2 separate regions of the Homo sapiens genome follow, and region 2 is linked to region 1. Evidence: chromatin contacts called from ENCODE Hi-C or POLR2A ChIA-PET data. All regions are on one chromosome and are shown on one strand. The core of a region is the stretch at or near the end of the contact, and the rest is flanking DNA. Distances in the headings are between cores, read along the strand shown. Region 1 overlaps PLCE1 (phospholipase C epsilon 1). Region 2 overlaps PLCE1 (phospholipase C epsilon 1).

Region 1 (4,810 bases), core at 2,183-4,682:
TTCCACTTTGAGACAGCACACACTTATGATAAGGGCATATCCTTGTGGATCAATGCTTCACATAAGAAAGTGTCTCTGGTTATTTGGCAAACCTTCAGCTTTATAGGCAGATGACCTTTGGTGGCACTGAAGGCAGAAAAGCAGGCATGTTTGTGTTCTGATTATTGGCCTTCTGTATCAATCCATAAAGCCCCAAGGCTGCAGAATTCTGGACAATCAAGCCTCGAGTTACCAGTTCTTGACTTGTGAATAACGATCAACTTGTTGGACATTTCCTTCTATTTTCGCCTAGTACAGGTGACCACGACCCCCATCTCATAATCATAACCACTTCCAGAAGAGGAGCGTTTCGGTTCTTTCTTACATCCTAATAGACTAGGGAGGGGGATGAAAGACCTGCAAAACATGCCCTTTTTCCCAATTATTTCTTCTTATGATAAAATACATACAACATAAAATTTACTATCTCAACATTTTTAAGTGTACAATTCAGTGGTATTAAGTAAATTCATATTGCTGTGCAACTATCACCACCAGTAAGCTCCAGAACTCTTCATCTGGCAAAACAGAAACTCTATAGCCCGTAAACACTAACTCCCCATTCCCATTGCCCTTCCTCATCCCCGGTAACCACCTTTCTACTTAAGGTCTCTATGATTTTGACTACCCTAAGTACTTCATATAAGGGAAATCATACAGCATTTGTTTTTCCCTGTTCCTTTTTCTCTACCTTTACCAACTCCGTTTAATTCACTTCAAACATGTTTTCTCTTATGGAAGAGGTTATTCTTTTGAACTTATTCCTTTTTCTTTATCTCTGGGGAAAAATTTAAATCTTGTGCTACCTCCTTCCATCCTTCTTCATACCATTTATAAACATCTCGTTAAAAAACATTAGGAAAAAATTACTGGGGCAATTTTCTGACTCCTTCATATAGGTACAAGTTTTGAAGTGTAATTAGCCATAACAAAAAGCTACAGCTGCCAACATCTAAAATCTCAGAAATGGCTAAAACTCCTTTTCGAAATCTCTGAAAAGTTTAACTCTTTACTCATCTTTAATAAAATTATTGCCCCTCAACAAGAAATGTCTTCTAACTCACTTCTATTGCTTTTTCTTTGAGGCTAATGCTCAGTATTCCAACAATAGTGTTTTCCTCTTTATTTCGTGGGAAATGTGCAGATCACAACTGTGTTATGGGTTACAGAGGTTTTTGAGGACTAGAGTCTGTGAACCAAATCACAACATTTAATACTGCTTATCCAGGAAAGTGTTCTAAGTTCTATATCGCTCCTGGGAAATGAACTTGTAGAATATAACCCATTTATAAACTGAAGACTAAGAGTGTATTATATATTCCCCAATAGCTAAAAGCTGTTGGCCAAATCTATGCCACAGGACACATACTAAAGAAGAAAAAAAAGCTCACAACCACATCACAGCAGCTGCATGTACTCCTGATCCTCTGGCAGAGTACATGGCCATCAGAGTTCAAGACCCACTAACCAATATGCTGATCCTACAGATTCTGTAAACACTCTTTGACTTTGAAGACCCATCTTTTTTTTTAACTTAATTTTTTTAAGTTGACAAATACAAATTATATATATTTGTAATGTACAACATGATGTTTTGTAATATGTATACATTGTAGAATGGTTCAACTGAGCTAACTAACATATGCTTTACCTCACATACTTATCATTTTTGGTGGTGAGAAACCCATCTGGTTTTCTAATGCATTTTCTTCCACTGCATGTTAAAGGAATATGTTTAACTGAGGCACGTAAAGACTTTGAAAACCAAATGGGAGAGGATGCTGAAATTGAAAAATGTTTCCAAGATAGTAAGTCAGAACTACAGAAATAAGCTTGGAGCAGAAGGCAACCAGCTAATTGTATTATTCAGCAGGAGTTTCTAGAGGGTTCTCAGAAATCACCAAAGAGCTTCAAAGCAAAAAGTTAAAGAAACTTCCAACTCTTGCATAAAACGCCAATTTAAAGATAACACATTAGCTGACAGTCTGGTGAGTGTCAGAGCTAGAAATATTGATCTATGAGGTTCTATTTCGAACAGGGAAGTGCAAATACAATTGAAGTCAAATTATGATCAGGGCCATAGATGCACACACCAGCAGCTTCCTTATTTCTCTCCACAGACCTGTGGAAGACTAGAGGCGTGCCTGCCTTGGTTGGGCAGCCTAGAGATCCGTTTCTTCCTACACACTACTGAGCACAAAATGAGTTAATAAAAACTGTATACATTTGTCATGTAAAACATGATGTTTTGAAATATGTATACCTTGTGGAATGGTTCAGTTGAGCTAACTAACATATGCTTTACATACTTATCATTGTTTGTGGTGAGAAACCCATCTGGGTTTTTAATCCATTTTATTCCACTGATTGTTAAAGAAATATGTTTAACTGAGGCACATAAAAACTTTAAGGCCATGTGCAGTGGCTCACACCTGTAATTCCAGCATTTTGAGAGGCCAAGATGGGCGGATCACCTGAGGTCAGGAGTTCGAGACCAGCCTGGCCAACATGGCAAAACCCCGTCTCTACTAAAAATACAAAAATTAGCCAGACGAGGTGGCGTGTGCCTGTGGTCCCAGCTACTCGGGAGGCTGAGGCATGAGAAACTTGAACTTGGGAGGCAGAGGCTGCAGTGAGCCAAGATCATGCCACTGCACTCCGGCCTGGGTGACAGAGTAAGACTGCATCTCAAAAAGAAAAAAAAAAAAAAAGACTTTGAAAACCAAATGGGAGGGGTTTAGTCTACACATGTTGATTAACTCATGGGATAAGGCCCTGGCATACCATCACAAGCATTAAAACAATGCCAATTCCACATGCCAATCTCAGCCCAACTTCCTGGGAAGAGTATGATGAAGAATGCAGGCTTGGTACTCTCTAGGTGCCACATCAGAGGGGAGAAACCTTGAGTCTTGTGTGTAGGGAAAACAGCTTACCACCTAGAGACTATAAATTCCATGAGGGCAGGAATTATGTTTTGTTCCTTTTCCAGCACCTAACACCTAATAGGGGCTCAAAAAATGTGTTGAATGGCTGAAAAACATGAAGCCATTAGTGTTCCCACACCTTCTGTTATTCTTCATTCATTTATAACCAATCCCCTGAAGTTCGGGCAACTCCAGAAAACAAACCAACTTGGCACCCAACATAGTACACAAGGAGGTTACAGTATTCCTCTTAGGCCTGTCTAGGGGTGTGTGTGTGGGTAGGAATGGAGAAGGCTGAGGATCAAGGAGGAAGGTCATTGGCCTGCTGGCCTTGGGTCTCAGGACCTGCTATGGAGGGACAATAGCTGCTGTCAGATTGAGTTCTGGCAACCCCCAGGCAGTGGAATGCTGCTTTGCATGGTCCCTGTCTGGTTGGCAGCTTCCTGCCAGGGAAGGCTGCCAAGCAGCTTGTGACAGCTATGCAGTGTACAAGTTTCTGAGGTTGTTTGGTGCACTGCCATTTCTGACCTGCCTGTCTGCTGCTCATGGGAAGTAGCTGGGAAGTTCATATGCCAAGGGACCCCACACTCCATTGGCTTTCATCTTTCAGTGGGATGCCTGCCTATCTTGTCCTTTAAGATGGGAGTAGCTGGAAGATGGCCTTTGGCTTTTCTGGTCAATAGACACCTATTAATTCTATGTATGAAGGAGATCTATATTTCACTCTGCTCCCAACCACAGTGGGTTTTCAATATGACTGCTTGACTATATTTGTTTCCTAGCATCTTGTCATAGTAATTGACATTTGTCATAAACTACCACTAGGAGAAACTACCTGCCTGAATCATTTAAAAAAAAATTAAAGATAGCGTTTTAACCATTTACTTCATTTGAAAAAAAGTTTCAAAAATCTTTTTTTTTTTTTTTTTTTTGAGATGGAGTCTCACTCTGTTGCCTAGGCTAGAGTGCAGTGGCGTGAGCTCGGCTCACTGCAAGCTCCACCTCTCAGGTTCACACCATTCTCCTGCCTCAGCCTCCCGAGTAACTGGGACAACAGGCGCCCGCCACCACCCTCAGCTAACTTTTTGTATTTTTAGTAGAGATGGTGTTCCACCGTGTTGGCCAGGATGGTCTCGATCTCCTGACCTTGTGATCCGCCCGCCTTGGCCTCCCAAAGTGCTGGGATTACAGGTGTGAGCCACCGCACCCGGCCTCAAAATCTTAATGATTACTATTTGGAATGTTGACACCTTAGGGGATTTTAATAAGGGACCACCTTTTTATATTCTCTTAAAGAAGCGACTTTTACTTAAAGTTGCTGAAAAGTGAACTTAATTTTCCATCAGGAGATACATAAATCTTAACTTAGATCCTTCTCTGTAGTCAAAGATAGAAAGTTAAAAGTGAAATTTCAGGCATTACCTTTCAGCATCATTCGTCCAGTGGATCCTCCAAAAGTACTGAGAAGGCCACTTCTTGCTCCCAAAGACGTGGTTGCTTCTAGGAGAGAACCGGTGATGTACTGCGATATTGAAGTCCTTTGGAGGGTGGCGCGATACTCACATACAGTGTCTCGGACACATTGCTTTAAGCATGGACCAACGCTTATCCTTCCATGGGCTGTCTCGGAGGCTGGGAGCTTGGTGAGGAAATGGAGTAGAGATCCAACTGTATTTTCTGTTTCTTCTCTTCTCACTGCATTGTAGATCTGTGAATAGCACAAAGTACAGGAAGTATTAATCTAGTTTCTTAGGAAAGCAAATTAACTTGTTGACAAAATGCCAAGATGACTTATTAAGAAAGAAGGCTCAGATGCTCCAAGTGCAAACACTCTGAGCACTCGG
Region 2 (5,132 bases), core at 462-2,961, 140 kb before region 1:
TTTCTATTTTATAAATAAAGAAATCAATAAAGAAGTCGAAGCACACTCTGGGAAATGCAGGCTACAAGAGAGGAGAGCACCAGACGGGGGCAATAATCATCAAATGCCAGGGGGCTTATTTAAGAAGGGCACAGGCCTCTCCATGTGGCTGGCTGACTCAAGGGCAACTTGGGATGAAGACACAGTTTGAGAAACTGCTAATAAATGTACCAGATGACAGAAACAAAATTCACAAAGAACTTTGTAGGACGTAATAATATACCAAAACCAAGAAGAGCAGAAATAGAGATAAATGTGAGGCTCCCATATACAAAAGGTTAAAATTCATTGTTAATCTGGAAAAATGGGAACGCTGGGCATAAGAACAGTCTATATGAAAATAACTGAATGCTTTTTGTTTTCTACAAGCTCAACATGAGCTCAGTGTGTGCTAAAGAATTTTTTTTTTTTTTGAGTCAGGGTCTTACTCTATGGCCCAGACTGGTATGCAGTGGCACAACATGGCTCATTGCAGCCTTGGCCTCCCAGGCTCAGGTGATCCTCCTGCCTCAGCCTCTCCAGTAGCTGGGAATACAGGCACATGCCACCATGCCCAGCTAATTTTTATATTTTGTGTAGAGATGGGGATTTGATATGTTGCCCAGGCTTGTCTTGAACTCCTAGATTCAAGCAATCGACCTGCCTCGGCCTCCCAAAGTGCTGGGATTACAGGCGTGAGCCACAGCGGCTGGCCAAGAATTTTTGAAAAGCAGACAGTCTGAGGCTGTATTAACAAAGGTTTAAAGTTCAAATTAGGGGAGGTGATGGTTTCACTGTTCTTGTGCTGTAATATACTACCTAGAATACTGATTTAGTTCTGGAAATCACATTTTCAGATTGACGAATTCAAGAATATCCACAAATTTAAGAATATCTACGATATTCTTAATGGTAAGTAAAGAGTCTTAGCAACCATATCCTGTCAGGAACAGTTGGCACAACAAGAATTTTTAGCTTGGAGAAGAAAAGCTGGTGGGGAAACACATGATAGCTTTCTAAATATAAAATTAGTCTGTACAGCTGCAGAGGGAAGAGGGAGGGCCAATGAGAAGGAGGAAAAGGAAGGAAGATTTGGGCTCAACATAAAAAAGACTTCTGTTCATTAGTGGAATGAAGGCCTTATAAGTAACTGCAAATGACTGTGCACAGAATGGAAAAGGCAAGGACATTCACATTTATCATTTATCTTGAAGACCACAGTGGTATGTGTGGTTAGCAGCTTTATCTGCTTGGCAGTGAGGACTGGGCAGGAATTGTTGGATAAAGAAAACAGCACAGATGAACAGGGCTCTAGAAGAAAAAGCACCACACTGGGTGGTCAGTCACTGATGTGGCATTTGAGGAAGGCAAGGTAGAGTATACATGCTAACATTTAAATAACTTTGTAACAAGGCCCATCAGCATAGGTGCCATGGCCTCTGAAACCCAAGCAAAAGCAAGGTCACCTGGAGCAGATTTGGAAGTGCAGATCTGGATAAAGGTAGACCTACTGGAGGTCTCCAACTGGTGGCCCTTGGGGCTGACTGCACCTCCAGACCTGACTTGTTTGGCTGGTGCAGTGTTTAAAAATAATTGAATTAGAGCTGTTCTTTGACACGGCGTGCACACTCCACTCCTGTCCTCACCACTTCCAGCTGTCCTGTATCCAGCTGGCTCCTCACACTGATGTTTCCTGCTTAGCCCCTGAAAGTGGCTGATTTTGCAACTTTTGGCCCAGAATCATGGGTGATCTTCAAATTGGGTAATGTATTACCTTCAGAGGACACAAACACTTCAAGGGAATATGCAGGTTCGGATGTTTGTAAAGAAACTGGTTTCTGTATGTTTAGCATCTGTGTGCCTGTACTCTTTGAGCCAGCCTGAGAGCAAGTCTGTAGCTGGCTAGTTTCCAAAGTGATGTTTTAGGACCAACAGTGCCCTCCTAAGTAGGACAAATAGTTTTGTCAGCTGTCATCCTGTGGGATAAGTAGGTGCAGACTGGAAAATGGACTCAGTGTTCTGTACCTGAACTTTTTCACAGACCTTTGAGCCGAGGGTCTCCTACACAGGTGGGTTTGTCGTGCTTGGGCCCAGATCTCTGTTGTCCGGATCTGGGCCCAAGCAGCATAAACTAGTGATACGCTGGGATCACAGGGCTATGGCTTTTGGGCTTCTACTACAGGCCCCATGCCAAGGGCTCCCCTAAGGGGACTCTCCCTAAAGGGGACTATAGCAGCCATTATGGGATGAACAACCCCCTAAGCTCAGTTTCAGACACAACAGTCACACTTCATCCCACTCAGAATAAATTAAATAACGGAGGTATATTCTATGTGGGAACTATTCCACAAATTAAATCTTGGGTGAGTGAGATGAGAGAATTTATTGGTCTATGGAATGAAAAGCCCAAAATCAAACTTATCATTTAAGGAAAGTCAGTCTTGAAAAACTAGTAAACCAGCAGGTCATCTGAAAGGTTAGAATGATGTTATTTTTCTTTGTTCTAGGCACACTGCCTTTTCATAACTGGTTTAACAGAGGGGAGTACCTTTTGCTTTAAGATATCCACTGGCGTCTGATGGGCTTTTAGCTTCTTGTTTTTAAGAAGAACTTTCTTTCTGAGTTGGTCAGGTGAAGGAAGCATTGGATCATCTGAGAAATCAGTCTCAAATAAGAATTTAGTCACCAGCTTTTCTCCAAACACAGTCTAAAAAGAATGAAGGAAAACATACAATCAATGCCTTTTATCTATAATTGATAAATATATGTACACTTCATAAACATAGTAGATATTTTAGACTGGTTGAATTATTTAAAAAGTCTTAGGAAGAGGAACTAGGAAAGAAGCTGTCCCCTGCTCCTGCCCCCTTCACAGTTTCTTACTGAAAGGAAGGGAGGTGTTTAGAAGGACAGGAGGAGAGGTCGAGGCCACTCTGCAGCTGGTGTCAGTTCTAACTATTTAGGAAAATATTCTGTGGTCTGATGTATTAAATAAGAAAACAGAGAATCAGTTAGAGGCTGTTGTTTGTAGAATAAGGTTAGTTTCAGATGAAGTCAAGTCAAAAGGATAAAACTTTGGAGGGGGTAGGGAGCAGGGACAAAGACATAGGTAGAATTTGCGTCCACATAGTGTAAAGAACCACAGACACAATTCTCACAAAGATTTTGAGCATGGATCTCCAAAGCAGAATGTGTGTCTGTCAAGGAGGTGGGTGGAGGGAAAGCAGACACAATGCTTATATCAACTCCATTGTTGCCCAGGCTGGTCTCGAACTCCTGAGCTCAAGCGATCCACCCGCCTCAGCCTCCCAAAGTGCTAGGATTACAGGTGTGAGCCACTGGGCCTGGCCTTGAGTTATTTTTTAATTGAAAAAAAAAATCAAAGCTTAGGCCAGGACAATATGAAAAGTTAATTAGTTTTGTTGGCATTAATATTTGGGGACATTTTGTCAGTGCCCCTCTTTCCCACTGAGAGCCTCATTTCCACAAATGCCTCTACCATTAAAGGAAGGGGGAAGTATAATGGAATATCTGCTTCTAAATCTGGGTGCATTATTGTTGTGGGAAGTCAGGGATCCCGAACGGAGGGACCAGCTGGAGCCGTGGCAGAGGAACATAAATTGTGAAGATTTCACGGACGTTTATCGTTCCCAAAATTCATACTTTTTAATTTCTTATGCCTGTCTTTACTTCAATCTCTTAATCCTGTTATCTTTGTAAGCTGAAAATGTACGTCACCTCAGGACCACTATTGTACAAATTGATTGTAAAACATGTGTGTTTGGACAATATGAAATCAGTGCACCTTGAAAATGAACAGAATAACAGCGATTTTAGGGAACAAGGGAAGACAACCATAAGGTGTGACCGCCTGCAGGGTCAGGCAAAAAGAGCCATATTTTTCTTGTTGCAGAGAGCCTATAAACAGACGTGCAAGTAGGAGAGATATTGCTAAATTCTTTTCCTAGCAAGGAATATAATATTAAGACCCTAGGAAAAGAATTGCATTCCTGGGGGGAGGTCTATAAACAGCTGCTCTGGGAATGTCTGTCCTATGCAGTTGAGATAAGGACTGAGACATGCCCTGGTCTCCTGCAGTACCTTCAGGCTTACTAGGATTGGGAAACCCCAGCCCTGGTAAATTTGAGGTCAGACCGGTTCTCTGCTCTTGAACCCTGTTTTCTGTTAATATGTTTATCAAGACAATACGTACACCGCTGAACGTAGACCCTTATCAGGAGTTTCTGATTTTGCCCTGGTCCTGTTTCCTCAGAAGCATGTGATCCTTGCTCTGCCTTTTGTCCCTTGAAGCATGTGACCTACTCCCTGTTTGTAAACCCCTTTTGAAATCCTTAATAAAACTTGCTGGGTTTGCGGCTCAGGTGGGCATCATGGACCTATCAATATGTGATGTCGCCCCCAGCAGCCCAGCTGTAAAATTCCTCTCTTTGTATTCTTTCTCTTTATATCTCAGACTGGCTGACACTTAGGGAAAATAGAAAGAACCTACGTTGAAACATTGGGGGCAGGTTCCCCTGATACATTATCATACCCTTATATAAGGAAGGACTGACTGTTAACACAGCAACTGTTCTGGCCAGTCTAAGCTCTTTGCTAACTTGGATCTTTGTACTGTGGTATAAGAAGATCTTCTTGGCTGGGTGCGGTGCCTCACGTATGTAATCCCAGCACTCTGGGAGGCTGAGGTGGGTGGATCATGAGGTCAGGAGTTCGAGACCATCCTGGCTAACATGGTGAAACCCCATCTCTACTAAAAATACAAAAAATTAGCCAGACGTGGTGGTGGGCGCCTGTAGTCCCAGCTACTCAGGAGGCTGAGGCAGGAGAATGGTGTGAACCTGGGAGGCAGAGCTTGCAGTGAGCAGAGATTGCACCACTGCACTCCAGCCTGGGTGACAGAGCGAGACTCCATCGCAAAAAAAAAAAAAAAAAAAAAAAAAAGATGATCTTCTCCTATAAGATTTGACTTACTTGCCCTGAGATATTTTCAGCTTTTCCACATACAACTGACAGATGACATCCTGGCATCCCTGACTTGTGGTACCAGAAGTGTTGGAGAGTTGGTCTATCCTAATCTCCTAAGGCTTTCTGGA

What was found. A loop is a pair of places that touch in the nucleus more often than their neighbours do. ChIA-PET counts read pairs that join two places held with the same protein, here RNA polymerase II (POLR2A).
Region 2: a loop to region 1 is called in a map of Right ventricle myocardium inferior, with 2.6 times the contacts of the local background. The contact joins two enhancer-like sites. A Hi-C loop is called at or near these places in 1 of 168 maps with a recorded cell type or tissue (Right ventricle myocardium inferior). POLR2A ChIA-PET finds 5 or more read pairs at or near these places in 1 of 52 experiments (Caco-2).

Annotation. Positions count from the first base shown.
Region 1 is chr10:94,132,038-94,136,847 of GRCh38, reverse strand. PLCE1 (phospholipase C epsilon 1) reads right to left here. Exons shown (of 33, transcript NM_016341.4): 3 at 4,389-4,674. Among named protein-coding and RNA genes, the nearest start is that of PLCE1-AS2, 26 kb to the right of the region's middle. Within about 2 kb of position 3,432, at least 8 of the 41 ENCODE cell types and tissues checked have a DNase peak (open chromatin) inside an H3K27ac peak, as active enhancers do.
Region 2 is chr10:94,271,155-94,276,286 of GRCh38, reverse strand. It overlaps PLCE1 (phospholipase C epsilon 1), which reads right to left. Exons shown (of 33, transcript NM_016341.4): 19 at 2,567-2,725. Among named protein-coding and RNA genes, the nearest start is that of PLCE1-AS1, 13 kb to the left of the region's middle. Within about 2 kb of position 1,711, at least 9 of the 41 ENCODE cell types and tissues checked have a DNase peak (open chromatin) inside an H3K27ac peak, as active enhancers do.